Regions from separate parts of the Homo sapiens genome. Here regions 1, 2 and 4 are each linked to region 3. A link is a loop called in an ENCODE intact Hi-C map of the cell type or tissue named here. Cell type or tissue: sigmoid colon. All regions are shown on one strand. Region 1 holds the start of LINC02160 (long intergenic non-protein coding RNA 2160). Region 2 has its middle 100 kb from the start of TARS1-DT. Region 3 overlaps TARS1-DT (TARS1 divergent transcript). Region 4 has its middle 92 kb from the start of LINC02160.

Region 1 (8,000 bases), 180 kb before region 3:
AAAAAAAAAAAAAAGATGGTAAAGCACTCAGGGACTAAAAGCAGGAAGCAGGACTACACGCCGAGGCCTGAAGAAGAGGAAACAATGTTCCCGGAGCCTGGTGAAAGCTGCCACCACGAGAGGATCTGTGTGGCAGGAGCTGTGGCCTCGGACAGTGAACACAGGTACTGCCAGAATTGTGACAAAGCAGGCATAAAGCCAGCGAAGAAATACTCTGATCCTGCCCTCTTGTCACCTTCCAGTCCCCTGCCAGTACCTCCAATGTGCCAAAATAAAGCAGAAGCCGGAGAGTAAGGATTTCAGATGAGGCAACCAAAAGAGGTCAGCTTCCCGGGCACAGAACTGGTCAAAATAGGGTGGAATGAATCTGACGGATGTGGTGGACATAGAGGGGAGCAGCATGCCAAGCAGACATATCTACTTTCCTGTCTACAAATCCCATGCTCTTTTCCCTATAGGCACTACTGAGATACAGAGTAAACTATCATTGTTTGAAAAAACTAGGAAGGAGACTTCAGTCTTATTGAGATATGTATTTCTGCAGGTTAGGCTGAAGCCTCTGCATGTCCCGATGCCTGATGGAGATGGAGGAATCCTTTCTACCCAGACAGAAGTCACACTATGTAGCCTGTCCTCTTTAGAACGTAAGTACATTTTCATTTCTTCAAAACTGATGCAACCCCCAGAGGGAAAATATATGATTGAGTTTCAGCATAATGTTAAGCTCTACAAAAACAAAAATTGAAAAAGATGATGGCAGATGGGTTAGGTGTTGTATATGACAAACTATCAGAAAAAAAAAAAGTTATACTTTCATACGACAAGCAGTCTTACAGGTAGTATACATTTTTTTCTGGGAAGGACTTAAAATGAAATGATAGAGAATGTGGTAGTCATTAAGCCTACTTCACGTATTAATCAAGCAAAATAACCTTTTTTTCACCGAGTGCAGAAACAGATTTGAAACTCAACACTTTCAGTCCTGTTGGCATCCACTGTACAATTGTATTCACTCTGTTCATCTTTTGCTCAAGTGCCTGCTTATCTCTTCCATTCTGGTTCTCAGGTGTCTAAAAATTCCTTAAGTTCAGCACAGTCCTTTCCAAGTATTAGTAGAAAGATCACTACAAAGTGTAAAAAAAAAAATCCTGAGACTGTATTACCTTAGTATGAATACAGTTTATCAAACTACTTTCCTGCTTTAATTAGAGAATGTTATACTACAGAAAGAAAACACAAGAAATACTTTCAACAACAACAAAAAAGTAATGAAAACACCGTAAGCCTTTGAAAAGAAAATAGAGAAAAGAAACTCTAGAGTTGAAGAAGAGGTTGCAGATTGTGGTGGCGGAGGCCGTGGACACCCGTGGAGGACAAACTTTCTCACTTATTTGCCCAGGGCAGGCCCTAGACAGCCTCTCATTGTGGCGGTGGAGTCCTTTTGTGACCGGTCCTAGGTGCTTTTACTCAGCAGACTAGTATTTGTGACTGTACTGAAAGCTAAGCAAACGGTCACCGAGTGTTTCACCTTCCCCACAAAGCACTCTGGCTTTTATTCCTTAAAGAAATCAATCCAGTTTCCTTTAGACAGATTTCCTCTACGCTGAAACTAACTACACTTCCTTCCACTGAATAAACCACGGCCCCGGCTTATCCACTGCCACTTCCAAGTGTTTGTTTTCTTTTTCCCCAGAACAATGACGACTGTAGCGAATTCTAGATAGTGAGCCCAATACCTGAAATACCCTTTATCAATTAATTACACTATTTGGCAGGCTCCAAAAGAGTGACAAATACAATCTTTCCTTTAGAAGAAATTTAAAGAAAAAAGAATATCAAGGGTATCTAATGAAAATAATTAAATAAGCAAAACTGTTCAATTTTATAGTGATGCAGATACAATAATATGATCAACCTTCTGTGACCTGTTTGCCAATTAGGGCAGAGTCGCGAAGCCTGAAATAGTAGAGGGAAATGGTCAACATCCTTACAACTAAATTGATTTTTTTGTTTTGTTTTCCAACTAATGTGTTTTTAAGTAAACCAGAGTATCAGGCAGGGTAATTGGCTAAAGCCTGAAGGTGGCTAAAGCCTCAGGGGGAAAGGGCTTTTCACCCTGGCTTTTCTTCTGCTCATGGTGTGCATGAGAAAATACTGTTCTCAACCTAGCCATCATTCAGATGGAACTCCTGGGTCAGGTATTTTAACCCAGTGAAGATGTTTGTGAAAAGACCGTCATTATACATTTTGACTAAGGATGACCTAATTTGGTACAGCCCAATTTATCATCCCACAGTGTTCTTCAATTATGCAACATTCCCTCTGTGTAAGCTCCTATCTAAAAGAATTTGACAGTCATGAGATACTAAATGTTGATGGCAAGAACTCTCTTAAAACAATGTTTTTCAATTTTAAGAAATTATATAGTCATAGTACAGAAAATTCCATGCCTACTCATTAATAAGTATCTTAAATGTTTCCTACCTGCATTCATTCATTCTATCAGGCACTCAATACAACCTGTTAACTTGTTTTTTAGATTTCTATTTTCTACCAGTTAAATAACTCACAGGTGCCAGGCATTGTGTTAGGTATAGATAGTCTCACGTATTGTCTCCTAAATTCATTACAGAAATCCTGAGTTAGATATCACCTTCAAGAGACCTTGCTATGGACACGGGGGATTATTATTACTAAGATGCAGGCCTTGTGCTACACAAATACATCAGAATTAGATTTTTAAAGATATCCAATTCTTAGCATTATTTAAAAATTTCTTTGCAAATTTTTGACCAAATAGTTCCTCACCATTGTACCATTTTTTACTCTATTTCGAAAAATCACATTCCTGTGGTAGCAACACATGGTAAGCAGATCTACTCTAGAGCACACTTATTCCTGGTGAAAATCTTGTAAATGCATACTCTCGGTCACAAGATTAAAATGCATTAAACGACTTGGCCCAAATTCAACACTTATAGTAAAAACAGTTTGATATGCACAGCCCAGTGATACTGAGACTCTTATGTCACTTTTATATATAGTGACCACTTTTTAATTTAATGTGCTAGTGTGCTCCATCAACCTCAGAAAAGTGAAATGTATCAGTATTTTGTCGGCCCTTCCAAGGCAAGTGTAAGGGCTATAAATGAGCAGAGCTGAAACACAGGGTCTAAGATGTTTGAAGGTTAGTGGGAGAAGGGTTCTCAGGAGCATTTTACAGGCAAAAATGTGAATAACTAAATGAAACAACAGAGATATATAATGCTAATATATTCATGGCCATAGATGAAATTAACTGGCAGAAGCTAAAATGCATCACAGTGGTATCACTGCCAGTATTATCCTCAAGATTTTATCTTCCTTCAACCTTCATTCTACAGGGATCAGATTAAATCAGCCACAGTGGAAATTCAATTTAACTCAATAGCATTGCTGAATAAATCTGATTACTCACTTCTTTATCTTTTGATACCTGGACCATACTATTACCTGGGCCTCGGTCATCTTTTATTTAAATTAGAGGAGATTCTGTTTTGGTTTTCAGAAAGTTTAAGACAACTCATCCAGGTTAGGTCCTCTTAACAGAATATTGCCTCATTTTAAGATAATTTTTCCACCCTAAAAAGAGACTCTCCAGGCAATGGAGATTTCTGCCTCCTCTTCAGATCTACACTTTATATCTTTGTAGATCTGGCATGTCTCCATGAATCCCTTTAAATGAAGTGTGATTTTTAAACATTTTGGTTCAGACTTGGGGCTGAACATACTCTACTCACACATAAAAGAACAAATTAAATTTTAGCCCAGGATACTTGTGGATATAAGGCCTACAGATTCTGGCAATGCCAGCTAGGTATATTCTTTAGTGTCTCTTTAAATCTTTCTTAATGTATAAATGACATTTAAAAGCCCCTTTTTCATTGCAGTTGGCAGAGTACCTAAGACCGTAACAAGTTGCTTCCCCAGTAAATGTCATTTTCCCTTAACCACAGGGCTATAATTTAAAACCGTAGATTTTTTTTTTTTAAGGGAGGTGAAAAAAAAAAAAAAAACCTTCTGGGAGTGAAGCCTAGAATTTCCCATCTATGAAAAATGGGAGTTGTTACAGAGTGGGAGACTGGCTAGAGGCCAAGAGCCTAGAGTTACTGACTTCAAAATGGTTTTTCAGACCAATATATCAGACGGAGGAGTCCTATGTCTACACTAGCCATGGCAACTTATAAAAGAGAGGAAAACAGAAGGCAGGTGGCAAGAGCTTGGTGCAGTGCAATAGTTAAACATACACACTTTGGAGCCAGAAACTAGGTTCAAATCCAAGTTCTACTACTTGCTTATTTTGTGACCTTAGACAACTTAGTTTAAGTTTCCCTATTGTAAAATAGAGGTAATGATAGCACCAGTGAATTAGTTTTCTATTGCTGCATGACAACTGCCACAAACTTAGCAGTCTCTGTGGATACAAACTTAGTGACTTTAAAACAACACAAATGTATTCCCATAGTTTCTGCAGGTCAAAGCCAGTCACATTTTAGTGCATATATATGTATATGCCCAGGGTTTCACAGGCTGAAATCAAGGAATTGGCTGGGTGCATGCTCATCTAGAGACTTGACTAAGGAAAGATTCACTGCTAAGCTCTTTTGGGTCATTTCCTTGTGATTGTATGACCGAGGTTTCTGATTTCTTGTTGACTGCCAATGGAGGGTTCATTTTCAACTCCTAGAAGCTGCCTGCTGTACCTGACATGTGTCGCTCTCCACAACACAGAAGTTTGCCACATCAAGGCCAGCAGGAGAGTCCCTCTTAAACTATGAATTTCTTCTTTCTCTTTTTTTTTTTTTTTTTTTTTTTGAGATGGAGTCTTGCTCCATCACCAGGCTGGAGTGCAGTGGCGCGATCTCGGCTCACTGCAACCTCCACCTCCGAGGTTCAAGTGATTCCCTTGCCTCAGCCTCCCGAGTAGCTGGGACTACGGGCGCCCGCCACCACGCCCGACTAATTTTTTGTAGAGATGGGGTTTCACCACGTAGGCCAGGATGGTCTTGATCTCCTGACCTCGTGATCCACCCACCTCGGCCTCCCAAAGTGCTGGGATTACAGGCGTGAGCTGACACGCCTGGCTGAATTTCTTCTTTCAAGATGGGCCCAGTCCCTTTTAAAGGCTCACCTGATTAGGTCAGGTTCAAATAGAATAATCTCTCTTTTGAATAATTCAGAGCCAACTGATTAGGGATCTTAATTACATCTACAAACTTATTTCATCTTATAAAACAACAATCATAAAGTGATAGGCTTCATATTTGTAAGTCCCATGCATGCTCAGGTGGGTATGAGGGAGGGGGATCATACAGGGCATATACACAAGGGGGCAGGAATCTTAAGGGTCATTTTGGAACTCTGCGTAAGACAACAAGCTTCAAAAACCCTTGGGAGGATTAACCGAGTTACAATAAATATAAAGCATTTAGTGCCTGAATTGCTATGTAAAATTTCCCATTATTATTTTTCACAGACTGGATTTCTTAGGAGGATACAGAAGGTCTAAATGACCTGCCAACCACGTGTTCCTGTGCTAGAACTCAGAATTAAACCTAGACCTCTCCTGATCTATTCAAGCTTTTCTTCTTCATGCTACATTCCTGATAGCATTTGGCCTATGATGATGACCTTCCTGGAGAATGCTTCTCCCTATAGCTGTTTCTTCTGCTTCTTAAGCAGCTATTTCAGAAGAAATAGTACTTCATCTTTTTCAGCTTGAATCCATAGGTAACAAACTTCTTCCTCATGGGGTGCTGCTATAGGTGGGCTCTTCCATTTGGTCCTCAAAATATGGACAGGGCTGGGGGGAAGGAGTCACACCACGACAGCCAAGCTGCAGACTCTGTTTGTATAAATCATTGCAGATGTACAGTGCTGCCTTAGAAGGGTCAGCCAACTAGACCCATCTAAATACTAGATGGTATTTAGAAAAGGCTGGAGTTTCCAAAGCCACTTCTCCTTCCCTCCAAAGTATAAATCAGTTTGAGCCTGTAGGCTGACTGGTACTCTCAGGTGACCTGGTCCACTAAAAAATATACAAAACTTCCAGTCAATCTGGGGAAGAAAATTCTTTACTTTGATCCCATATCTAATTAGATTCAAGAGCATATTTTGCATTCTGAAGGCGGAGCTTGCTTACAGTGATGTACCAGATCTCTCTTTTGTGCACATCCCAGCAGGAAGTATCTACACAGAACCTTGATAATAATAATCACCAGTAATCCCTCCTCACCTGGCTGCTCTCCTCCTCGGTGAGTCACTGATACACTGGAAAGACATGCAATGGCAGCTCCTGGAAGGTTTGAAACCACTGGGTATAGAGTTTCTAGGGGTTCACACCGAGTACCAGTGGTGTAAATACATGTGAGGGGAACACGGTGTGGAAGTATAGTAAACCTTATGTCTATATGGTGGAAAATTTTGAAATCATGTGCTACTACTAAGTATCCTTTATCATATTATTAGTTTGTTAGGACTAGCAGAACAAACTACCATAGATTGATGGCTTCAACAGCTGAATTTGTGTTTTTTACAGTTTGGAGATTAGAAGTCTGAGATCAAGGTGTCAGCAGAGTTGGCTTCGGAGGCCTTTCTCCTTTGGATTGCAGGGGGCTTTCTTCTCCTGTGTGTTCACAGGGTCTTTCCTCTGTGCATGCACACCCCTTGTGCCTCTTCCTCTTCTTATAAGAACATCAGTCACAGAGGCATGAGGCCCACCCATATGACCTCGTTTTACCTTAATAACCTCTTTACATGCCCTGTTTCTACATATAGTCACATCCTCAGAAAGTGAAACCACAGATAAGGGAAGACTACTGCACATTTGTGACTTACCTAGCCATTACTTCAACCGCATATCATCACAGGCATCTTCTTTACAGTACCCGCTGAGAAAATAGTAAATATGTATCTCTTCTTGAACATTACAGTGATGGAAAAGTCACTTCCCTGAAAGTCAACATATTCCACTTCATTACTGAACCAGTCTATATACTAGAAAGGCGTTCCCATTCATTGTACTTACAGCTACCTCCTACAGCATCTAGCCAATGGTCTTGATTATGCCCTTTGTAACCACATAGAAGTTAGATCTTTTAACTTTCCTTTCTCTGGAGAACTTCTATCAACACTTTTCTTCAGTTTTATGTTCCACATTCTTTTTGTTTGTTTTTATAGGTCATGCTACTGAATAGTCTAGAACAGTAAGAACAGAATATATAAGGACTGTAAAATTGTTTGAACTAGAAGGACAGGGAGATTACTTAACCTAATCAGCATATTTATCATGGGGAAAAGAGTCCAAGAGAACTAAAGTATACACATAAAGTTATATATATAAAACATAACATAAATGTTATATATATATATATGTTATATATATAACATAAAGTTAAAGTTCTAAATAATTGGGGCTGGAATTAGAATATATGTCTCTAGTCTCCTTTTCACTATGTCAAGTGGCTTCCAATCTTCAATGCAGTAATGTTTACATTTCTGTGTAACACAGGGCATATTTTTAAATCTTTATTTAACAGATGAGGAAATAAGACTCATCAGGTTTTTATAAGGAAAGAGCTTGAATAGAAGAACAGCTTCCGGTTCAATATTAATTGGCCAGTTCATTTAAAAAAAAATCAAAAACCTTCCACTGAAAATTTGACAGTGCATCACTGAGAGGCCTACACTAAAGAGGGCTTAACTGAAAAGAACTGAAGGGGCTGTTTACAGAGCAGTGCTGAGTTATGGGAGAAAAGGGAAACTGTGATGCATCTAGAAACTAGGAGAAGTGAAAAGCCATTACTATTCTTAGGTCTGGAGGAGCAAGGGGAGAAACCAGGGTTTATTCCTGGCAAAATGGAGGAAAAATGGCTGCCCCATATAAAAGCTGGGGTCTTAGAGGGTCATCTGTTGCCAGAATGCTGTAAAGCCAGGAGGACTGGGGTAAACCTCCTGGACTT
Region 2 (8,000 bases), 72 kb before region 3:
TGGAAATATTTTAGACATATTTTATATTAAACTTGATAATGGAGAGTTCTGATTATCAATCTTTCCCACTAAAATACTGCTACCTGAAGAGGGGCATGAATGGTTTTCACAGCAAGGGAGACAGTCCTTTAAAGCCTTCTGTTTTATGTTTTAAATATCCAGTTTGACCTTTATGATAACCAGAAATATGAGTGGCCCACGGTAGCTTTTCTATCAACTATTCTAGCAGAGATTTGACTACATTTCCAAATTGAACCTCCATGTATCTATCTCCACACGCAAAAACAAACAGGCCTCCTAGGGTCTGAAAGGGGAATTCTGTCCCTCTATTAGCACCAAATCAAGACAAGCAATCTCCTGGTACCTTTGGTATACCAATTTCTGATTCTTTAACCCCAACCTCATCACTATCCCCAACAATCTAACAAAAACATTGAACCACATGTATAATCGTTCAGTTCTTCATACATGGGCAGAAAAAAATTTACCAGCTCCAAAAATATACAAATCAACTTTTCCTTCACAAATATAAAAAATGAATGAAAACAACAGTGCCTTTATAGCTATCCAATAAAATATCTATCAAAGACGAATCTATTTTTATAAAACCTGGGTCAATTTTCTAAACTGAAATACAGCTCACCAATATAAAAATTCCTTTCTGCATCCATAGAAACAGACATTCAGTACTCATCTATGGCCAACAGATAACATGTGGTAAATGCATGAGAGAAACCACTAATTTCTTGCCAGCTGCCTGGTAGACCCTCATAAATACTTTTTTGTTGTTGTTAAAAGATTGTTTTATTCTGAGGTAATCTCCATAGAGCGATATATGCCATAGAGGGCAATTTTTTAAATGTTAAATTAAAGAAGACTCATGAATCAGGAAATTTTGGTACTCTATATAGAGAAAAGTATGTATATACACAAGTTTGTGTAGAGATAACTTTTTGAGATTATAGACCCTTTGCTGTTATTTACATACATTATTTGATTTAACCATAGGCAACATGGGCTGAGGCTCAGAACTTCGCATGAAGCACCCACAGGGATTATGCTTCATCATCAAGGTGATTGCTGTGTTCTTGCAGAACCCTTCCTATGGGCTATAGCTATGTAGAGTGAACAAAATTAAATGTATATCAATCTTTGTTATTTTTGTTTTTAATTAGCTCCAAAAATATGCACAATGTTTTAAGGATTTTTATAGGTAAAACACCCCAATTTTCTCACTAAATGACTTGGAATGAGAACTTGTACAAATACAGTACCTTCATTTTCTAGATAAAAAACTTTGACCTATCACTACTACTTTTTAGATGTATGAAGATGTTATATTTAATAAAATACACTTCTACTATAAAGCTTTACTACACTCATAACAGTTGTTTTCCACAATAAATATTCTTAGATACTAAAAGTAAAACTAGTATTGTGTATATGTGTGAAAGGAGGTCAGGTGATCGGGGCTGGGGTGATGGCATGACATTTTGTCATTTAACAATGGTCCTCATACTCAAAGAGATTTCAGATCATTGCTGTGTGATTCATGGACACTCAGCATTTTTGGTGGCCCATCTTCTATAGTATACAATAGCATCAGATATAATATCAGCAATCTGCATCATGAGTAACAACTGGTGCACGAATAAGACAGCCAGCAGAATATGAAAAGGATTCAACCTGAGCAATAACAAAATAAACATTTACACTTAAACAATGCTTACTTCTCTTTTTAAGCATCATATGAATTGTAAGACACTGAAATAGACTAGTGAAGGAGACTCTGACACAATCTCTTCCACTGGAGATTTAATAAGAGATGTAATAAGAGAACAAATGAGAGGCTAGGTTGGGTGGGGCACTGGGCAGTCATGCCTGGTGAATTTGAATGTGTTAGATGGTATTTTAAGGTTGCTTACAGCTGACGGTTAATAAAAAATACAAGCCAATCATTCCTTATTCTTAATGGACTATTGGTTTCATATTAACTCAGAAACTTTATTAAATTGTGAATTTCAAGTAAAGATTTTAATGAGAAATCTTTGATTTCTGAAAAAATGATGTGCTGTGTTCACTCAAGTACTTCCAAAGTGGAGAAAATATTGGCACAGAAATATAAGGGCTTCTTTCCACTGGATATTCGAAGCAAGAAGAGCCAGCAAAGACCTTCTGAAGAGAAGGTTCAATTTCTGTGGAGTAAAATTTATTTCACTAACACAATAGCTTCACAGGGAATAGTCTTTAGTAGTTAAAAATCAATAACAAAACAAAACAAAATAGATTCTTCTTTTTCATACCACTTGTATAAAGGTCTACAAATGCTGAGGCTTGGAGAAGGTACTAGAATTAGAAAATTCCCCAGCTTTTCCTGTTTGAATCTATGTATTTCACGTGATCAATCCCTTCTTGTTTACAAAGCCCCTCAACAAGAGCCCATTCTGTAATAGACACTATAGTTAATGTTACCCTCTAAATTTTCACTGTCTCTTATCCTCTTTATGGTGAGGCATGAGTCCAGCCCTCCTTGGTTAAAGACAGAAGCCATGTTAAAAAAGAGATCAGTACCCACTGGTCAACTTTCTCTCCTAACACAACTAGGAACAATCTTTTTCTATAAACTGGGCAGGAATAACACATGGCTATAATCAAAAGACGTACATGGAGCTCTTAAAAGACTTAAGTGGACTTTTTTTTTTTTTTTTTGGAGATGGAGTCTCACTCTGTTGCTTAGGCTGAAGTGCAGTGGTGCGATAGCTCACTGCAACCTCCACCTCCTGAATTCAAGCAATTCTCCTGCCTCAGCCTCCCAAGTAGCTGGGATTATAGGTGCACGCCACCATGCCCAGCTAATTTTTGTATTTTTAGTAGAGACGGGGTTTCACCATGGTTGCCAAGCTGGTCTTGAACTCCTGACCTCAGGTGATCCACCCGCTTCGGCCTCCCAAAGTGCTGGGATTACAGGCATGAGCCACCATGCCCGGCCCCTTAAATGGACTTTAAATGTGAAACACAGATCATTATGTTTCTCTAGCAGTGTCTAGAGAAGAGGTTACTCAAACTAGCCAGATAGTTGACATCTTTGTCAGTGCAAAATCGAAGTAATGGTTAACAACACTCTATAGCTGTTCCTAGGTATCTGTCGGGGTTGGCTGCAGGACTCCCTGGAGATATCAAAATCTGCAAATGCTCAAGTCCCTTATACAAAATGGCACAGTATTTGCATATAACCTGTGCACATCCTCCTGTGTACTTTAAATAATTTCTAGACTACTTATAACACCTAACACAATGTAAATGCTATGTAAATGTTGTTATGCTGTATTGGTTTTTAAAATTTGTATTATTTGTATTGTTGTATTTTTTTTTATTGTTTTGAAAAAATATTTTCTATCCATGACTGGTTGAATCAATGGATGCTATACTGAATAGCTCCGCTACTTCCAAAGCCAGTGCATTTAAGCATTACTCAGAACTGCTTTTACAGGATAGGTGGCTTGTTGAAACTTCTGCTGGCCACATTACACTGGCTTAAACAGCATTTTCAGGCACAGTTCATGACTATGATCAGTTTTAAGGACACAGAATATAAAATGCATAGCCAAATAATGAGAATGAGAAAATGAGTCTATGAGAAAAAATTAAGTACACAATCAGCAATCTTCCCTTAGTTTTCCTTATCTCTACATGAAGGTCAAGGAAACATTAGTTTTTGCATTTCTTTGCCGTGTATTTTTTTTGTAGGAAAGACTCTGTCATCTATAATCCCTGCTATCATTATTCTGATTTCATCACTTAGAGGGGCATGTTGAATGAGTGACTGTTCATCCATCTGCTTGAACTGAATCCAAGCCCTGTCCTACATACACTTGGAAGCTTTTTGAATGATATCCACCATGTATTACTATATGTTCTTAGTGCAAAGCCAGTCATTATCAAAGTAACCCTTGCACAATACTGCCTCTTTCCCACATTTGCCATCTAATACATGTTTTAACAGGACAGGGTTCACATCTTGAGAGAACAGGAATAATTCCTCTTTTCAACTATCCAGTTTCCTTCTTAAGTAAAACAGGGAAAAACCCACGGATGAGTTGCCTCTCTAACTCTCATTTTTACATTTCTCTGATGTGAAGTTGATATTTAATATCTCAAACACCTGGGAAGTAAATATTGTTTGCCATTGAACTAAAGAGTGTTCCACGATTTTGTTATGCCTATGACAAGGCTCTGATACTAATGCTAATGTACATTAAGCAATGGTTTAACTTTCTGGTTACTTGCATCATAACCCAGGTTTATTATTTTTGGCCCTAGTTAAAAAGAAGGGGGAAAAATCCTTAGAACACATAATCTGGGAAGTTTCATGTCATTTGAAGACTGGAGGCCAGGATACAAGAGTGACTTGATTGTGAAAAATAAAGTTTAAACAAACGAATTCATCCACATGTGACCAAAAAAAAAAAACCACAGGGGAAATGCAGAGTACCCATGCACCTATTATGAACTGCCCATGCCTGTGAGGGTGAGCAGGAGTGAGAAGGAGTGGTAGAAATACTAAAAGTACGTGTTCCTACTAATGTAAATAGTGTTTATGACCCTATTCATAATCCTTTAAAGACAGTTGTTAGCACTAGGCACCAAGTCAGGTTCTAGCCAGGGCCTGGCAGTAGAATAACTCTAACAGTTAATAAAATACATAGTGAGAACAGGATGTGAATTTATGCCTCCTGAGAATTACTGTATTCACAAATGACCATTTCAGCACAGCCGTTTTTGGCCACCTCTTGGGAAAGAAAGCACTTTGAGACTAGTTGGAAACACGAAGAAGGGCAATATGCCACCTTCCAGGTAACTGGCAAACTGTCTCGGGAAAGCAGAAAAACTTTGAAAAAACAGATTTCCTAGGGCCAGAAGGTAATGTGAAATGGAAGGCAAAAAAGAAGAGAAAAAAAAAACCAACTGGGAGTTTTAGGTTGTAACATAAAGTATATAAACTAAGCAGACCCAAAAGAACAATATGGATGAGAAAATGTTATTCATGAATGAGCAAAATCATAAACTCTTTCCTGTCTCCTTTAAAGGCCCTGGAGGTGAAAGAAAGGGAAGAACCATGAGTCTTTACATTTCCTTGCAGTGTATATACTTCTGGGTGGATTCTTTCAGGTATAATTCCTAAGAACTCATACAGTCCAGAGCTGTTTAGTAAAAAGGTAAAAACAGCAAATGTTTCTGATAAAAATTAAGGCTACAAAAAAACAGAACTGCTCCTACCCTCTATCTTGGAAGGTAAAATGCAGATCTCCTCACAAACATCTCCTAACTTCCAAAGTGATCTATTGCCCAATCAACTGATAAGCACAGATTGAATGCCAGCTGGAACTCAATGTTATTCTGGGCACCCTGATAACTAGAGAAGCAATTACATGCAGTCTATGTGGTCTCTGTCCTCAGAGTTTACAATAGATGGAGACACAAAACTACTGCACACAAAATAATTTGGTAGCAAAACAAGGAAGTGAATAATTAAGTCCCAAAATAAGCAGTGCAGAATAAGGACTGAAATTTCAGAGGAAGTTGATTAAGGCCTGGGACCAGGGAAAATAGGTGGAACTTATCAAACATTTATTAGATGTCAGGCCCTATTGTAAGCACATTTGTATTAATTCCCTTAATCGTCACACCACCACCATAGGGATACAGTTGTTCCTATTCTGCATTTGAGGAAACTGAGACACACAGAGGTTAAGGACTGAACTGCAGTATCACTCTTATCATAAGTCAGTCTGTTTTGGAGTCTATTCTGTTCTGTTGGTGCATTCGTCTATGCTTGCACCAGTATCACGCTGTCACAGTTATTATGATGGTGTTCGAGTTTATATACCTAAAAATCATCAAAGCTGGGCTTCAAAAAAAGTCTAGCTCTAGAACTTCCTCTCCGAACCACTTTTTTATCTGAAATTTGAGGAAAGGGAGAATCTGAAAAGATAAAAGAACAAAGAGAAGGTCCATGAGCAGAGCATATTTCTCCCAAAGAAATTTAGGATGAATCGGGTCTACCTCCTTTCACTTCTAAAGCCATCACATAACTTTTGACCAATTTCTTCCTACTCTGGCCCCACGAACAATAAAATATTATCTGACAAGTTTACCACTAATCTTAGTTTTCAGTTTTTTTTAAATTGCTAGTAAGCACAAAAGTAGGTGGAAAAAAAGAAAAAACTCCCTCCTGTATCTTCTTTCCTTTCTTTTTACTTAGGTCCTAAGGGAAAAACCAAGACAGTCTAAGGTCCCTCTGGGTTTATAAAAGGAAGACATCCACTTAAAAAAGGTCCTTAAGGTTTTCAAACAGGACTGAGCTTTTGGGATTGAGGTGTGATTGTTGGACAGGGCAGGAATGTGGCTGACAGCCCTAGGACTGGTGGGGTATGTTTGGGGCTTCTCACTTTGTTCTTTGCAATCACAATCCCTGTTGCTGGCAACAGGTCAGCAGAAGAGTAAAGACATCAGTAGATGAAGGAAGATCCTGGGAGGCAGATTAGAATGAGAAAGAAAAAAAGGGAAAAAAAGAAGAAAGCTCCATGCCCTTCCCTCTTGCAGCCATCACATCCTCACATTTCCAGTTGTAACCCAGACTGCAATTGCCATGAACAAAAGAACAAATATCTAAATAGGGACAGAAGAGCCTAGCAAGCAGCATGTTCACTACAATAGCAGTAAAGAGATGGAGAAGAAGACAAAAGATGCCCGTAGGGAGATGATGGACAGGATAAAGCCACAAAGGATAACATATACCTAACAACAGTTACAAATATGCAGAAGTTAAGTGCTACAAAAGGCAGACTAAAAGGATATCACATCCGAAGAGATAGAGTTAGTAGAGTTACCTGAAAATAAATATATGTTAAGTTCTTCAAAATAACAAATAAAATGGTAGGGTTAAACGTGGTGGATTGAACACATGATTTTAGATTTCCTCCATCTCCAAAAAAAAACCCTGTAAAAACAGTAAAATTATTTAATTTTCAAAAACTCATAAACCCACAAGGATCAAAAAACAAGAGAAACAAGAGAAAAGATAACAAATGATCCGCGTCAAAATTTTTGGAACCTGGAAAGTAAATAAAGAGTAGAAACTGAAACATCCTTTAAGACAGAAAGCTAACTACCTACAAGTGGCAGGCTGGAGGTGGAGGGGCAGTGGTAACAAAGAAGCAGATTCACAGTGGGAAACACCAGAAAGAACAGGAAACTGGAGGCACCAAGTGGCTTTGAATATGGTAAGGGACTGGAAAAGGACCCGTAGAAAGAGCACTTCCTCTCCTACCAGGCAAAGCCAGGAGACTGTCTCTCCCCAACCCCAGCAGAAGACTGGACATATTGATTTTTGTGAAGATACTGAAACTAAAGTTCTATGGACTCAGAAACATCAGGCACAGTTGAAGGCAGCAATACTATACTAAAAACAGCAGATTAAGTAAAAGTCTCCTGCGCCAGGGCTTTTGCTCATAATGCTAAAACTGAGTTATATCTCTGGGGCAGGAGAGTAACAGATTTTTCTTTGGGGCAATATACTACCCCAAGAGAAAGGACCTACTAAGGTACTCTTAATACTAAGAGTCAAAGAAAAAGTACTTAAAAAAATGGGATTAAGTTCGAGCAATCTACCTGATTAATTCCCCCTGGAACTTCTTATAGTGAAAAAGCACTGAGCTATAAGTTAGAGATCTCAGACTAAAATCACTCTCATGAGCAAGTCCCTGTTAATCCTCTGGAGCTTTAGTTTTCTCACCTGTAAAGTGCAGATAACAATATACCTCCTATGTCACGGGCTTACAAGGATCAGATCCTCACTCACAATGCCATAGACACTGGGTTAGCTGCTATGCACAATCTCCTTGGAATTTCATAACAACGTTATGAGATAGTACTATTAGCAGTCCTGTTTTATAAATGAAGAACTAGAGGCCTAATGCCTTCCCAACAACTTTTATATG
Region 3 (8,000 bases):
CTATGTAACAAACCTGTACGTTCTGCACATGTATCCCATTTTTTTTAGAAGGAAGGAAGACAGACGAAAGTAAGAAAGAAAGAAAGAAAGAAAGAAAGAAAGAAAGAAAGAAAGAAAGAGAAAGAAAAAGAAAGAAACCTTTGGGAGGTGATTAGGTCATGAGGGCAGAGCACTTATGGATGGGATGATACCCTTGTCAAAGGACTTGAGGGAACTAGCTAGGCCCTTTTGTCTTCTGTCCCTTCTACTATCTGAGGACACAGTGTTTGTCCCTTCCAGAGGAAACAGTGTTTAAGGCACCATCTTGGAAGCAGAGAACAGGCCCTCACTGGACACTGAACCTGCCAGCACTTTGATCTTGGACTATCGAGCCTCCATAACTATGAGCAATAAACTTACAATGTGTATACATTACCCAGTCTAAGGTACTTCGTTATAGCAGCATGAATGGACTAAGACACTTGGTTAAAAGTATTAAAAATGGTGGCCTCAAGGGAAACACCTGGGAGAAGGACTGAAGATGGGGTGCAGCAGAAACTCCAGGTGAACCTGACTCCATTGGTCCATGGACCAATATTTGAGAACCACTGCTAGAGACAAGGCCAATTTTTTAGACATTTAGTTTTTTGAAGTTGTTTTCTGGTTCTTAGTGTGAACTAGGGTTATTGAAAGTGGGCAGCTCCATGTGACAGACAACAGAATGTAGCAAAAGGAATCATGGGTTCAAACCATGTTTCTACTCCCTTTCAGGCTAGGTGAAACCCCCTTAGGTGTCAGTTTTTCCATCTGTATAATAGGACTCAAAATTCTAGACTGTCTGTTACTCAGGAAAATTATCAAGGTGAAATGAGATAATTTTTACAAGAATGCTTTTTAAACTATGCAAAAATTATTTAAATTATAATTTGTTATTGTTATTCTTGATATGGTCAAAGGGGAGTCAATAAACCTGATAGCCACTCTGCTGCAAGAAGTCATTGCTGTTATTGTATTAGGTCCTCCTTTCCATTAAAGTTTTGAATGCACTTATTAAAATATGTTATCAGGAGGAAGGTTAAATTATTATTCAATTACATTATTCTGGTTTGGATCAGCACAAGAAGTAAACATTCTTTCTGCTTGAGGAGTTGGGCTCATACCCAACTACAGAAGCTGGAGTTAGGGGACAAATTATTCTCTTCCTCAACTTTCTGGTAAAGGGGACACAGGTGTAAAACCTAAGCCTGGATAATTGGATGCTTCTTCCTTGGATTTTTGAATAGAGAAAGAATGACGTAAAGGACAGAGACAATGGCTCAAAGGTAGGGGGCCAGCAGCTGTAGCTCAGTGTGCTCAGAGGCAGTCAGGTCAGTGGCCATACTCCAACCAGCTGTTCCTGTGACATGTTCTAAATTATGTACCTGTTGCCTGGCTGATATAGTTTGGCTCTGTGGCCCGAACAAAATCTCATCTCAAGCTGTGATCCCCATGTGTCGAGGGAGGGACCTGGTGGGAGGTGACGGGATCATGGGGGAAGTTTCCCCCATGCTGTTCTCATAGTGAGTGAGTTTTCATGTGGTCTGGTAGTTTAAAAGTGTTTGGCAGTTCCCACCTCACTCTCTCTCTCTCTCTCCTGCTGCCTTTTGAAGCAGGTGCTCACTTCTCCTTCACCTTCTATCATGATTGTAAGTTTCCTGAGGCTTCCCCAGCCACGTGGAACTGTGAGTCTATTAAAGCTCTTTTCTTTACAAATGACACAGTCTCAGGTAGCTCTTTATATCAGTGTTCAGGTAGCTCTTTATATCAGGGTGAAAATGGACTAATTCACTGGCCTTCCTTAGTTTATGTCATTTCTGAGCTTAGAAACCTTCTCCTTCTGTATTTTGTGAGTTACTCAGTATATTTTCAGTGGATTCCTTTCTTGCTTGAGATAGATTCAATACTTGGGTCTGATAGAACATTTGGACTAGAGTTTGTTAATCTCATTACAGTAGTTACAGTTGCCATTCATCTGAACCCTATAGAACCAGGCATTTTGGAGAGGGGTAAAAGAAAGGAAAATTTTAAATAAATCTAACAGAGCAATCTGAAATGAGCTTCTTTATAGCACAGAGAGGAGCAAAGGCACAGAGGGGATAGTCAGGGATGGGGTTCTGAAAATAAGGGAGGGGCTCCTCAAACAAGGTATCAAATAGCACCAAAATCAGGTGCTGCTTCCTACTTTATTATTTCTTATTAGCAATAGCATTCACCAAGACACTCAAAACCTGCCCCTGATCCACGAGACCCTGAACTGTGCAGACCCAGGGGTCAGCAGCACCAAAGTAAGAACTAGAAGCTAGTAACAGAGCTTCTTCAACTACATGAAGCAAAAACTAAAAGAACTGAAAACAAAATAGACAAAGCCACAGCTTGGGTTGTATATTTCAATACCTCTCTCTCATTAATTGATGAAACAAGTAAACAGAGAATCGGTAAGGGAATATGAGACCTGAGCAACACTATGAACCAATCTGGCCTGATTGACACTTATAAAACATCCCACCCAACAACAGCAGAATACACAGTCTTTATAACTACGCATACACTAGTTAGCAAGACAGACTGTATTTTTGTCCTTAAAATAATCTCAATAAATTTGAAAATATTAAATTCATACAAATTACGTTCTCTAGCTGCAATGTAATTTACTTAGAAATCAGTAACAGAAAGGTGTATGGAAATTTTCCAAACATTGTATTGCTTCATTTTGCTTATCTTTATTTTCTAAGTGTCTGATAATAAATGTGCATTTCCTTTCAAGTAAGAGAAAAAACAACAAAAGTTACTATTATTTAAAATATATACCTTGCCTTTAAGAGGCTTACAGTCTAGTTGGAGAAAGAGATGTCTAAATAACATAATACCTGGTGGAAAGGACTAAGCACTCTTGAGGAATGAGGGAGAATTGGTTGGGTCAAGTGTAGTTTCACACCAAAACTGAAACCACTACTCTCTCCAACATCCGGACCATCATCACATTGTTCTATCTGAACAACTGGGCCTACTGTCTTCGCTCATGATGATGTTCTCTCAGGGGATCCTTTATCTCTGACTTCCAACTCCTGCCCCTGGCACCCCAGTGCACCAGACCAGAGTATTGACGTTTGAACCTCAGTTGTGAGCTGAGTTCAAGATCCCTTCCACAAGTGAAGGATGCACCTGAACATTTGCTGCAGTGTCCTTGAACTGCAGGTCAAGGACGATTTCTAGAAGTCCCCTGGAAGTTCCTCTTTTTTTTTTTTTTTTTTTTTTGAGACAGGGTCTTACTGTTACCCAGGCAGGAATGCAGTGGCACTATCACAGTTTACCACAGCCTCAACCTCCCAGACTGAAACTATCCTCCCACCTCAGCCTCCTGAGTAGTTGGGACTATAGGCCTATGCCACCATGCTCAGCTAATTTTATATTATTTGTAGAGATAGGGTCTTACTATGTTACCCAACCTACTCTTGAACTCCTGGGCTCAAGCAATCCTCCCCGTTCAACCTCCTGAAGTGCTGGGATTACAGGCACAAACCACCATGCCAGGCCCCTGGAAATTCCATGCTAGAAGACAACCTGCTAGGAGAGAGAGCATCTCTAAAGCTATTGTATCCCCACTGCCTAGCACACAGTAGTTGCTTAGTAAACATTTGCTAATTGTGTCATGGATATATTGAGAATAAAAGCATGAGCCCAAGATTGTTTTGGTCGACTGGTTATTGCTGGGATATTTATAGACAAAGCCTCTTTCCAGTGTTTTCCACCAAACTTTCCTGTAGTGCTGAGCAGGGCTGAGCAAGCCAAGCAATGAGGAGATTGGTCCAAATTCTTCAACTCTTTCTCAGCATTCTGGATTCACTAAAACCCCAAACACATTTCTATCTGGCAATTTCGTCTTTCATTTTTCAACCCCAGTGAGTTTCCAACAAAATTGAATCTCTGTTGCAAATCTGTTTGTGTTCCACTCCATCCAAATGCCAGAACCATCTATTTCAAGTTAGAAGCCTCCAAAGGCTCATGCCTGAGTAAAGGATAGCTGGGAATCCCAATTTACTCTCAAACAAACTAAAAGTAAAAAAGCTAAGAGTAGATAGAGAATGTATTGCATAATGAAATCCAAACTGTGAGTACTAATTTGTGATGCAGAAAAATGGACACTGATTTAGGACTGAGATGCTGAGCCCAGAATCTGATTTTATTTCTTGATTAATTAAGGTATGTCACTTGGCCTTCTTGGCCTCAGTTTCCCCCCATCTTGTCTAGGGAAGCTGATTCTTTTATGGGAATCAATAAGTTCCCTTCAGCTTTAGTGTTCTGTGATTTTGCAATGCTGCTTTACAGATGCTCAGGGCCCTATCCCTTGGCAAGCTGCCTCCTCTGTCCCTGTCTTGTCTCATTGCTTGTCAGTGTGTGCTAAAACAATAAACGACTGGTTGGTTGCAAGAAAAGTATGCGTTGGATCAAGCAGATGTATCTGCTCTCTGCCCTCTGGAGAGAACATAGAAGGCTTTGATGTTGTCTGAATGGGTTCCACATTTTGACCTAGGGACCCTTCAATTCTAAGTAGGCCCCATTGACAAAATATGAAACAATTATTTACAATTAAAGAAGCATTCCATACCAAACCTGCCACCATCGTTTTATTTTAAAAAGAAAAAAAGCGTAATTCCAAAGATCAAATTTCTAATCCTGAAAATGGAAAAAAAGGAGGGGTGTTGGGGGGATGCCTGGAACCTGGTTTTCATGTACTGTTCAAGTTTAATATGAGGAAATGAGTCGGCTAAGTGAGGCAGCCAGTCTCCATGTTACCATGGAGCTAAATGGATTCTTGGTGTGTATCTGTGACATGAAACACATAGCCCCCATGGCACCCAACAGTCTGCTCATCCTTGGTCTCAAACCCAACCCTTTCTTTGGGCTGGAAGTTTTTGGTGGCCCATGCAAGTGGTTACGTACAGGACGCAGCACAATTTCAGTCACATGAAAATTGTTACCTCCCTTCCTCTTCCCTGAATGTGATTTTAAAATTATCCAGAGGCCTGTCTTCCACATTCACCCAACTTCTATAGAGTAAAACAGCATTTTCTGAAATGTGGTCTGTGGAACTTACATCCTGACAAATAAATAAAGTGATACATTTACTAACACGTTTGAGATGTGCTGCATAATATCTCCTTCTCTTGAAGTTTACTTAGCATATCAAAGGCTCTGAGAAGTTCCATGCACAGTAAATAGTGGTTTTGACACTGGTCAGGAAGAGCAAAGACTACTGGGCCAAAGGAACATTTCATGTCTCTGTATATAGTGTTCATATTTTCTGATCCCAAAGTTCCTCCCCAACATATCTTCCCCCACCAAAATCACCAGTTGGAAATTACCTTTCCTCCTCTGAACTACAAGAACACTTATTTGCATCTTATTTGCATAAACTTTTTAAAAATTATTTTTTGTATTAGATATATACACAGATATGTCTTATCTGTCCCATTTGCCTGTATGCTCCTAGAGAACAGAATCCTTGTTCCTTAGTCTTTATCTATCATAGAAGATTGTACATGAGAGGCTGGGTGCGGTGGCTCACACCTGTAATCCCAATGCTTTCAGAGGCCGAGGTGGGTAGATCACTTGAGGTCAGGAGTTCGAGATCAGCCTGGGCAACATGGCAAAACCCTGTCTCTACAAAAAATACAAAACTTAGCCGAGTATGGTGGTGCGTACCTGTAATCCCAGCTATTTGGGAGGCTGAGGCAGGAAAACTGCTTGAACTTGGGAGGTGGAGGTTGTGGTAAGTCTAGATTCCGCCACTGCACTCTGGCCTCAGTGACACAGTGAGTCTCTGCTAAAAAATAAATAAATAAATAAATAAAAAAGATTGTACATGAGAGCAATCTATACATGTTTAGTTCCTTGACTGAATGATAGACGGATTGAATGGATCAATCAATCTAGGAACTGGCAGCTTTTAAATATCTATACCATCTTTGGCAAATAACAATGAAATCTTCGGCTGGGTGCAGTGGCTCATGCTTGTAATCCTAGCACTTTGGGAGGCCGAGATGGGTGGATCACTTGAGGTCAGGAGTTTAAGACCAGCCTGGCCAATGTGGTGAAACCTCCTCTCTACTAAAAATACAAAAATTAGCTGGGCATAGTGGCATGCGCCTGTAATTTTACCTACTTGGGAGGCTGACACAGGAGAATTGCTTGAACCCAGGCGGTGGAGGTTGCAGTGAGCAGAGATTGTGTCATTGCACTCCAGCATGGGCAACAGAGCAAGACTGTCTCAAAAAAAGAAAAGAAAAAGAAAAAAAATTAAATCTTTAAATAAATTTTAAAAACCCATGCTATACTCAAAGCTGAAGTTTGGAAAGTTAAAATATTAACAGTGACTGTGTAAGCATCATATGTCTCCCCTTTCCTTCTCTCTTCACTCACTAATTCAGTTTCTGAGAAACAGTATATCATCACTCTTTCATCTTCGCATCTGGAAATGTGCTTCAGGTATTCATACAACTTATTTATCATAATTAAACTTGACTTCAGAAGAAAATGTCAATTTCAGAGAGTCCATTAGGGTGGGATTATATTACTGTTTATGAATAACATTTTGTAGGCTCAATGTACAGAAAACTATATAGTGTTATAGGCTCTAATTCTGAAACTTATTGGTTAGAATGGTGATTGTTCTGGTTAATTGAATATTCTAATTATTAAAAAATTACAAAATAAAAGCTCTACATACATTATCAATTTTCAAATAATTTTAGTTCCATAAAATGTACCTAACAGTAATGTTAAGCTGAAAGGATTAGATCAGTTTTGGAGAACATGAGAAACAAGCATTGATCTCTAGAAAACAAATACAAATAAGACAAAAATCTCCACCATCAATAGGCTTATTATATAGTAGAATTTCTCAAGCCTGGTACTATTAATATTTTAAACTACATAATTCTTTGTTGTAGGGTGCAGTCCCATACATTGCAGGATGTTAAACAACATCCCTGGCCCCTACCTTCTAGATGCCAGTGATACTTCCCCAGTAGTGACAATCAAAACAATGTCTGGTCATTGCCACATATGTCTCCTGTGGAATAAAATTGCCCCAGTTGAGAACCTCTGTAATGAAGAAAAAGATACTTAAAATTTTAACAGGAGTTCAGAGTCATCTTCTGACCACGAATTCTAATTTTACAGTTTGATATGATTTGGCTCTGTGTCCCCACCGAAATCTCACCTTGAAATGTAATAATCCTCATGTGCCAAGGGTGGGGCCAGGTGGAGATAATTGATCATAAGGGAGGTTTCCCCCATACTGTTCTCATGATAGTGAGTGAGTTCTCACAAGATCTGATTGTTTTATAATCATCTGTCATTTCCCCTGCTGGTATATTCTCTTTGCCTATTGCCATCCATGTAAGACATGACTTGTTCCTCCTTGTCTTCTGCCATGATTGTGAGGCCTCCCCAGCCTCCCAATTGTGGAACTGTAAGTCCATTAAACCTCTTTTTCTTCCCAGTCTCAGGTATGCTTCTGTCTGCAGTGTAAAAACAGACTAATACACAGTTCCATTGGATGTAGGAAATATAGGAAACCTTGGGCTAATTTTAGAATGAGTCTAAAACATAGCAATAAATGTTTGACGTTATATTTCCTATTCATAGGAGAATAAAAAACTAAAATATTTGCACTTTCTGTGGATCTGAATCAGCCACTAGGTATTCACTTTTTGTGCTCTTCTTTGCACCCAGCTTTCAGTTAGGAATGAAGAAGGTAGAAATCTCAGTTACAGTCCTATGTGCAATTCAAATCTACTTGAGCAGCAGAGGTAATGGAATTAAACTAAAAGCCATCTTAGAGATAACTTACCTACTCCTATATTTTTATATGAAAAAATAAGATCCCCCAAATCGAAAAGGCGATATAACCTAAAAACATTTAGTAAATGGACTTTGAACTAAAACAAAAATATCTTGACTCCCAGGCAATGGCTTTG
Region 4 (8,000 bases), 88 kb before region 3:
TCATTTCTAATCAGACAAATACTGTCTTTAACTTAAGACAGAATGAGATTCCTACTTTACTCCAAACTAATTAAGAAAATTAGAAAGTCTGAAAATACAATGTGTTGGGTAAGGAAATTGAGCAAATGGAAACTCTGGTACTGTGCTGCAAGTAGTACAGATTGGTAGAAACACAATGGAAAAAGGAAGTGGGCATTATTTACTATAATTGAGTGTTTGCATATTCTATGATTCATCAAGTCTACTCCAGGGTACATTCCCTTGAGAAATTCTTACGTATTTGCATCAAGATACATACACAAGAACGGTCCTAAAACTCTTGTCCCTAGCTATCCCAAACTGGAATTTTGGAAACAACAAAGTGTCCATCAACAGTAGGATGAATACATTTTGGTATGTATCTCCAAAGTAATACTACACAGCAATAAAAATAATTAAACTACATAGAACAAGATGGTCAGCTCTTAAACTACATAGAACAAGACGGTCAGCTCTTAAAAACAAACTATTCAGTGAAATAAGAAAAGATGACAAAATAAATATAAATCCATTTCATATGGTTCAAAAATGAGCCCTATGCACTAGAATACAGAGTTTAGTAATGCTTACCATTAAAGTAAACTTCTCAGACTATTTACTTATAAGCAGGTAGCAAATATTAAAAAAAATTTTGAACACAAGGGAAAGGTAGAGATCTATTCAAACACTTATTCCTCATATGTACATTTTATAGGAAAGGAGACAGATGAGGTAGTTATTTTTAGTCTAGATATATAAAGAATGAAAGTTTAGTTAAAGATATTAATAGTAGATTTTTGACTGATAGTCAACTGAGAGCAAAACTGATGAGTGAGTAGTTTCCAAAACAAATCTATATCTCATTAAAGTTTACTGGAAAATTGTTCAGGCACTGTATGAGGGATGCTAATCTTCTCCCCAAAAGTGTTTGTAAATTAAATCACAGAGACGAGCTCTATTCCAGACCAGGCTCGGGCAACTCTTACAGTATGTAGTGCACAAAACTAAAAAGCAAGCTGAGGAAATCATTGCCATAAAGCTCAGGACAGTGGTTATCTGGCCAAGACAGAGAGAGGAGATGGGGATTGGGAAGAGACACACAGGGTTTCTAGAGCCCCATCCATGTTTTCTCATGTAGTTACAGTTATACATGTGGCTTTATTTTCTTTATTCATTAAACTGTACATTTATTTCTGAGGTGCTTTTCTGTGTATGTGTTATATTTCTTGACTTGAAAGTTAATAAAGGGCAGATGAAAATCTGAGGCACAGAGTGATTAAGTGATTTATATTTTTCACACTTGCATGACATATGTTACATGAGTGTAAAATTTATAGGGTGGAACCCTAGGATATAGTGAGCTTCTCTGGTACTTCAGAAAGCCTCACATTCTTCCCCCACCTCACAGTGACTGCTTCCTCCTCTATTCTCACAGAGCTCATTGTTTAGACCTCTTACTGGCAATTGACGATGGACTGCCTCACAACCATTCATGTACTATTATTGAACCTTTCTCATTCATATGCTTTGTCTTCCAGCTCACGGCTTGGCTCACAGTATCCTTCTGATACGCATTTATTACTAAAAAGCAATACAAAGTCTAAGTGTGAATCCCACATCAGAGCAGGTCATGTTAAGGCAATCTTCCAGTATTTACCATCATTTCTAAAACACGTTTCTCTAGTCCAGGTCTGAGGGTTAGACATGAAGGCTCATGTCTCTCGCATTGGTCAGAAAACTCTCCTACTCTCTCTACAAACCAGTACACTCTTGGTGACATGAAAGCATTTGTTATCTAATTAGGTGTCAGCTTCTTTAGAGACTCATAAGGACCTTGAGGCTTAGAGCTTGCTGACCAACTCCTGTGCTGAAAAAAAAAAAAAAAAGCAATAGCATGGGCAGTAATCTGATATAGAATGAGAACACAATTACCTTATTTGCTCTATCTTTGTGAGGGATGGACTTAATTCTGATCGTGAACTGCTTTCCTAATATGAATTCACTTTGCAGTTTCCATTCAAACCACAAAATTCAATCATTCTTTCAACAAATATTGTTAAGTATCTACTACATGCATATTGCCATGCCAAGACACAATGATATAAGACATCCTGAATTTTCTTTTTAGAAACTCTCTGCCAAACACATTCTCATTTATTGATAGCTATTATCAAGTCAGAAATACATAAGTCATTAATTAGCAAAGAACCCTTCCCTTTGTAATAGGATGTTGTAACCAAGGTACCAAAATATAATAGCTATGACATTACAAGATAGAATGCTAGACCAAGATGCAAATTTCAAAAGGGGTAGTTGGAAGAAATAATTGCAAAACTCTCTAATCCGTTACATTCATCCAGAGGATAAAAAATGGGAGAATAATACAGCTTGAGAAGAAAGATTTCCTCAGAGAATGTTATGCTATCTTTTTTCCTCCAAGAAAACGGCACAGAAGTAGTACTAGCTCCTAAAATAAAGTCTAATGAAAGAGACTTTGAGGACATTACTTAGAGAATCTCTAACGGGTATTTCAGTGGAGAAAATTATTGGTGTTTTATGAGTCTTTTCCTTCCCAAAGGGGAATAGAGGGCTTCCTTCTTGACCCCAGCCAAGAGAAATTAGGCTACAAAGAGAGCACTCAGATAGCTTTTCATTAATCTTCTTCTGTTAGAGGGGAACTCACTGAAATGGTGTCTGATCCTGCCTGAAAACTCTGAAAAGCAAGAGATAGGTTGGCTTGTGGCTTTGGCAGCCAGAAAGAAGTTGCTGCATTTCCTGTATTTTGCTGAGGCGAAGATGAAGAAGGGATTCCCATGAGATGGGTATGGAACAGTACACACAAGAGCCAGTAATTTAGGTCTTGTCAAAAGAGCTCCCTGGAAGAAACTGAAGACAAGGCCTCAGATTCCCAGGTAGCTTACCTATTTGTCTCCCTTTTTCTGCCCTTGTGTGTTTCACTACAGAAGTCAAATATTTCTGCTAAAATGTAAGTCAAGCTCAGATTCTGCTTAAAACCCTCCAATGGCTTTCTGTGTCACAGGAGTAGAAAGCCAAGTCCCTACTATAACCCACGATGCTACCATGCCCTCATCTCGTCTTCTCTCTTCTGTGCACTGCAGCTATGCTGGCCTGCTGCTGTTTCTCACACTTCTCAGAGCTACTGCACCTGAGATTCCCTCCATCTGGAAAGATTCAATGCCTTGGAGGCTTTAGTCACCTTCTTCATGAGGCCTTCCCTCTGAACCCCATTTGAAATTTCAACCCTTCTCCTTCCCCCAAACTCTCCATTTCACCTTTCCTGGTTTTTGTTCTCTTTAGCTCTCATCACTGTTTAATTTGCTATATATACACATGTATATTTGTATATGTATGTATGTATTTATATTATATATGTACATGTATTATATATGTGTATATATTATGTACATATAATAAATATCTATAGTATAACTGTATGTATGTGTGTATGTAAAATCTTCCCACTAGAAACACAATTTCCATAAAAGAATTTTTGTCTGTTTTGTTGACTGCTGCGTGTACTCAGGGCCTAAACCAGTGCCTGAAACAGAGTAGTTGCTCAACAAATATATGTTGACTGAATAAATGCACTTTAATAAAATGTTTGTGAATGACAATATTTCCTAGGTTGTTGTTCCAAAGAGGAAGCCAAAGGGGAAGAAACAGAAAACCCCAGGGGAAGAAACCAGTAAATCCACACACAAGTTTGCTCGACATGGTAAGATTTGAGCCTCTCGTTGCTTTGTTTTTCACATGCCCAGTGCAAAGATTTCAGGCAGTAATAGTTATGATCTATGTTTTTCCCTTTTGTTTCCCTTCTGTTCTTGGTATTTAATAAAAAAAATCTGCAACTCCATCATTAGTGCATCATAAATCACCCATGTTACGCAGTCTGTTCAGGCAGCTCTGATAGGAACCTCCTGGGCTGGATGAGAACTCAAGCAAGCCAGGAAATGTTTCAGTGGACATGAAAGCCAAGGGAAAAATCCTAGGGCATGAATCATGTGGGATTTCAATTTCCCTGATGCCAAGTATGATAACTATCATGGATTCCAAACAGTGTTGACAATACATGTTTTCTTTGACTGCAAAATTTCATAGAAATGTGTTCCTACCCTTAAAAATCCTGGGTCCAGAATTCAATTGTTATAGGAAGTAAAAGTTGCCAGGTGGCAGAGGAATGAAGAGCAGGAACACTGCAATGTTAGAGATGCCTTCTTACCTCCCCTTCTGTGTGACTTCTACAGTTTCTTTCAAGATAGCCAAGAAACTCCAACAATTTAAGAAAAAAAGAAGAAAAAATATTAAAATTAGGTGAAAAATGTGTAAAAAACATCTCAGATCCAAATAAACTGGTTAAAACACAAACACTTGTGCATACACATGAACATGCATGCACACACATGACCACATGTGGCATACATGTTCACATGCACATTCATAGGCACCTTCTGAGGACCTCTCATTCCAATAGGTCACAAGAGAATCACAGCCCTAAACCTCTTAGGCTTTTTCAAATGTCATAGTCTATTATACATAAGAGTTCATTCATTCTACCATACATGCCTCTCAACCCACTTCTGCATGATGAGGAAGGTTGAAGTTACAAATGAAGATGGTGGAGGCTTTCTCAAAGCCTTCTGTTCATGTTTTTATCCAGATTAACCGTTTAATCCAAAAATCTCTCCACTCATCATCAGCTATGAAAACTCTATCCATTCTGCAGATTCTAGTTTTTTTTATTGTTTTGATTTTTTGTTGTTGTTGTTTTGTTTTGTTTTTTGAGACAGAGTCTCGCTCTGTCACCCAGGCTGGAGTGCAGTGGCACAAACTCAGCTCACTGCAACCTCCGCCTCCCAGGCTCAAGTGATCCTCCTGCCTCAGCCTCTCAAGTAGCTGGGACCACAAGTGCGCACCATCATACCCAGCTAATTTTTTGTATTTTTGGTAGAGACAGGGTTTCACTATATTGCCCAGGTTGGTCTCAAACTCCTGAGCTCAAGCAGTCCACCTGCCTCGGCCTCCCAAAATGCTGGGATTACAGGAGTGAGTCACCATGCCCAGCCCCAGGTTCTAGTTTTGATTTTCCTCCTTCAATATAATTGGAGATATACCTCCACCCAGTTATTTTCACAGAAAGCCTCTGAAATCAAAGAACACATCCCTTTTGCACAACTGCAGAGTCAAATGTTAACCAGCTCAATGTTTCACACTGTGCTCCAAAGAAAAATGTTTTGTGATACTTTAAAAAACCGAAACCAAACCAAACAAACAAAAACAAAATAGACTTCCTGGCCAAACAGTGTTAGAAAACCCTATATACTCTGTCCTTTTCTTGGAGATTCACAATCTATATTAGCATAGTAAAGGCCCCGAAAATCCTGCAATGAAGAAATGTGATTAACTTGGTTTAACCCAGTATTTTCCAAAGTTGTTTGACCAAATTTTCCAGTTTTCGTATATCAATAAACCTTTCTCGGAAAGCTAGTTTTACATGGAACACAGTGTAGGAAACACTGATCTAATATAACTCCCTCAAGGGAAGAGATGATGAAATTGAGGTCTGGAGAAGTAAAATAACTGAATAAAGACCACAAGCTACTTTGTCAAGGAGCCAGTAGTACACCTCAGGTCTCTTGTCTTCCAATCCAATGCTCCTTCATGATACCACCATGATAAAATTATATTATGGTATGAAATTATAGGCTTATAACTTTTATTTTACGTCTCACCAAACTTCTTGGACATTGAAATCTTTTTGGTGGTATTTTCCTTTGGGAGAAAATGTCTTATAAGCACAAAATAGAGAAAGCCATTTTTTAGTTCAATAAAACATTTTGATATATACCAAAAAAAGTAGTTAGCAAATCTAATCTGTATAGTCCTAAGAATCAGAATTCATATTAACAAGCTGAATTTACAGAAATCCAGAATTCTTGAATACCCTGTAAACAAGGTGGTTAAAAAAAAAACGCAAGTTTAGCCTCATACTACACAGCAGGCACAAGCATTAAAAATAAATAAATAAATCCCTTCCGGAACTTGCTCTATAGTATTTGTTCCTTTATCAAAATCCTTTGAATAAAAACCAAAAAAAAAAGAGGATATATTTGTTGAATGAGATCGCGGAGTTATTTATGGCAGATATTGTTGACTGCCTATCAACAGCTTCCCCTCCCATTTTCCCTTCGTGATTTGGGTCAGAGCAGGCAGCCAAGTGCTCAGGAAAGGTGAGCCTCTCTCCTATTTCGAAAATATAAGCCATGATTGGTGCATGCCATGATTATTCTAGCTGCATTTGGCAGTGGACTTAAATGTGGAAATATAACTAATATATAAGGAAAGTATATCAGGGTTTCTGGAGAAGACTTTTACCCCCAAAGTCTTCTTGGAGGTAGTAGGTTAGGCCCACTTTGTATACCTTCCTATATTTATATAAAACTGTAGTGAAATAGTGATGTCTGGAACCACTGAAACCATCTTGACACTGTAAGCATTTCATCTGAGAACAAAAGCTAATATGTTGAGGCTGGCAAAACAGAGGGGTGGAAAGGGCTGACCTGGGCCCTTGATCACATCACTGAGGCACTGAATTATCTGTAGTACCTCTAACTCCAAGCTAATGTAGGATAATAAAAAGCCCATTTTGAGTGCTGACATTTATGATCATCCTCCCTTATTCCTTCCTTCTAGTTCAAGACTGAGCTTCATCTTCCTTTCAGTTATGGAACAGCCAAGTTTGTCCTGCTAGGCCACAGATCTGTCCAATTTCTTTATCTTTTGATTGAAACCTCTGTGCTAGAGCTCGCTGCCTTGCAGACTCCCTGGGCTATGCCAAGTGTGTCTTTTAATCTTCCCTTAGTTGCAAACACCCCCTTAGTTCCTCTATGCTTAGTTACTAACCTGCATCAGCTATTCGCAGGGTGCTATCCTCTCACTCACTTCTCCCTATTTTCTCCCTTCTTTTCCCTTCGCTCTTCCAGACTACAGCTTCTCTTGTTTCTGCCTTCACTTCCAGAAAGCAAGAGTTCTCTGCAAGTCCACACTGTCACCTCAGTGCAAATATTTAAAAACTGAAGATCACACATTTTCTACATACACCAAAATCAACCACTCTTTTCCAATCTCCCAGGCTTTAGTTCCCTCTTCTTCCAGCAAATGAACACCTTTTGTAAAGAATATTTTAATGAAAACAACAATGACAAATTCAGTTTTGCCCAAGGCCACCCTGCCTTCATAAGAGAGACTCCGTGGTGACAGTGTCCAAGATTTCCTTGTATCCACTGAAGTGCTTAACAGTACATTTATCAGTGCTCAATAACCATTTCCTGAGTGATTTGTGAAAATGTAGCCCCAATTAATTTATTTCAATAAAAGAAAAAATGACCATGAAAAAAACATTTGGTTAGTTGGAAGATATTTGGTTATTTTGCCTAAATAAAATTATGGATCCAAGGGTATTTCAACAATGATTTCAAACTGACATGTTGAAACTATGAGGACCTTAATTACAACATCTCATACTTGTACAGTGTTTAATGACTTACAAACAGGCTTTGCTTTGATTACCTCATCCAACCATCCATTATGTGATACGTTACTTTTAGATATATCGTTTGTACAATGATATTAGTAAACAATTTGAGAGACAGCATATGATCAGAGGTCTCCCATAAGCACATATTTCAAGTAGAAGTTGATCTGAAGCTTAAAAAAAGAAAATAAAAATGTAAAATAAACTCTCCAGGACAGAATCCAATGTGTTAGTAAAGCCAGATCTAGGACACTGTGTTTATTTCTCAATGCTATGTTGTAAAAGAAACACTGTCAAAACAATGTATCCAGACAAAGGCAACCAAGATACTGTCTGGAAATTATCTCAAATGATGAAGGAGAGAACTGAGAACATTTAACCTATAAGAGGACAAATTGCAGGGATGACACAGACATCTTTACCTCCAAAG

The links. Hi-C counts contacts between places; a loop is a spot of excess contacts. Peaks named below come from ENCODE experiments on the same cell type or tissue, not always from the same donor. Only the 100,000 strongest peaks of a DNase experiment are listed, where the experiment ranks them.
Region 1: it touches region 3 in a loop (7-fold over the local background); 2 of 110 quality-filtered maps call a loop at or near these places.
Region 2: it touches region 3 in a loop (3-fold over the local background); 2 of 110 quality-filtered maps call a loop at or near these places.
Region 4: a loop joins it to region 3, with 3 times the contacts of the local background. A loop is called at or near these places in 3 of 110 quality-filtered maps.

The regions. Positions count from the first base shown.
Region 1 is chr5:33,229,215-33,237,214 of GRCh38, forward strand. LINC02160 (long intergenic non-protein coding RNA 2160) reads left to right here and starts at 521. Exons shown (of 4, transcript NR_147008.1): 1 at 521-644. RefSeq lists a silencer at 6,754-6,803. In sigmoid colon, no CTCF peak of the experiment used is centred here; a DNase peak (open chromatin) is centred at 4,147.
Region 2 is chr5:33,333,172-33,341,171 of GRCh38, forward strand. No RefSeq gene overlaps it. Among named protein-coding and RNA genes, the nearest start is that of TARS1-DT, 100 kb to the right of the region's middle. In sigmoid colon, no CTCF peak of the experiment used is centred here; a DNase peak (open chromatin) is centred at 4,630.
Region 3 is chr5:33,405,204-33,413,203 of GRCh38, forward strand. TARS1-DT (TARS1 divergent transcript) reads right to left here. Exons shown (of 3, transcript XR_001742630.2): 3 at 2,719-5,842. Among named protein-coding and RNA genes, the nearest start is that of TARS1-DT, 31 kb to the right of the region's middle. In sigmoid colon, no CTCF peak of the experiment used is centred here; DNase peaks (open chromatin) are centred at 4,368 and 4,861.
Region 4 is chr5:33,317,250-33,325,249 of GRCh38, forward strand. No RefSeq gene overlaps it. Among named protein-coding and RNA genes, the nearest start is that of LINC02160, 92 kb to the left of the region's middle. In sigmoid colon, no CTCF peak of the experiment used is centred here; a DNase peak (open chromatin) is centred at 3,962.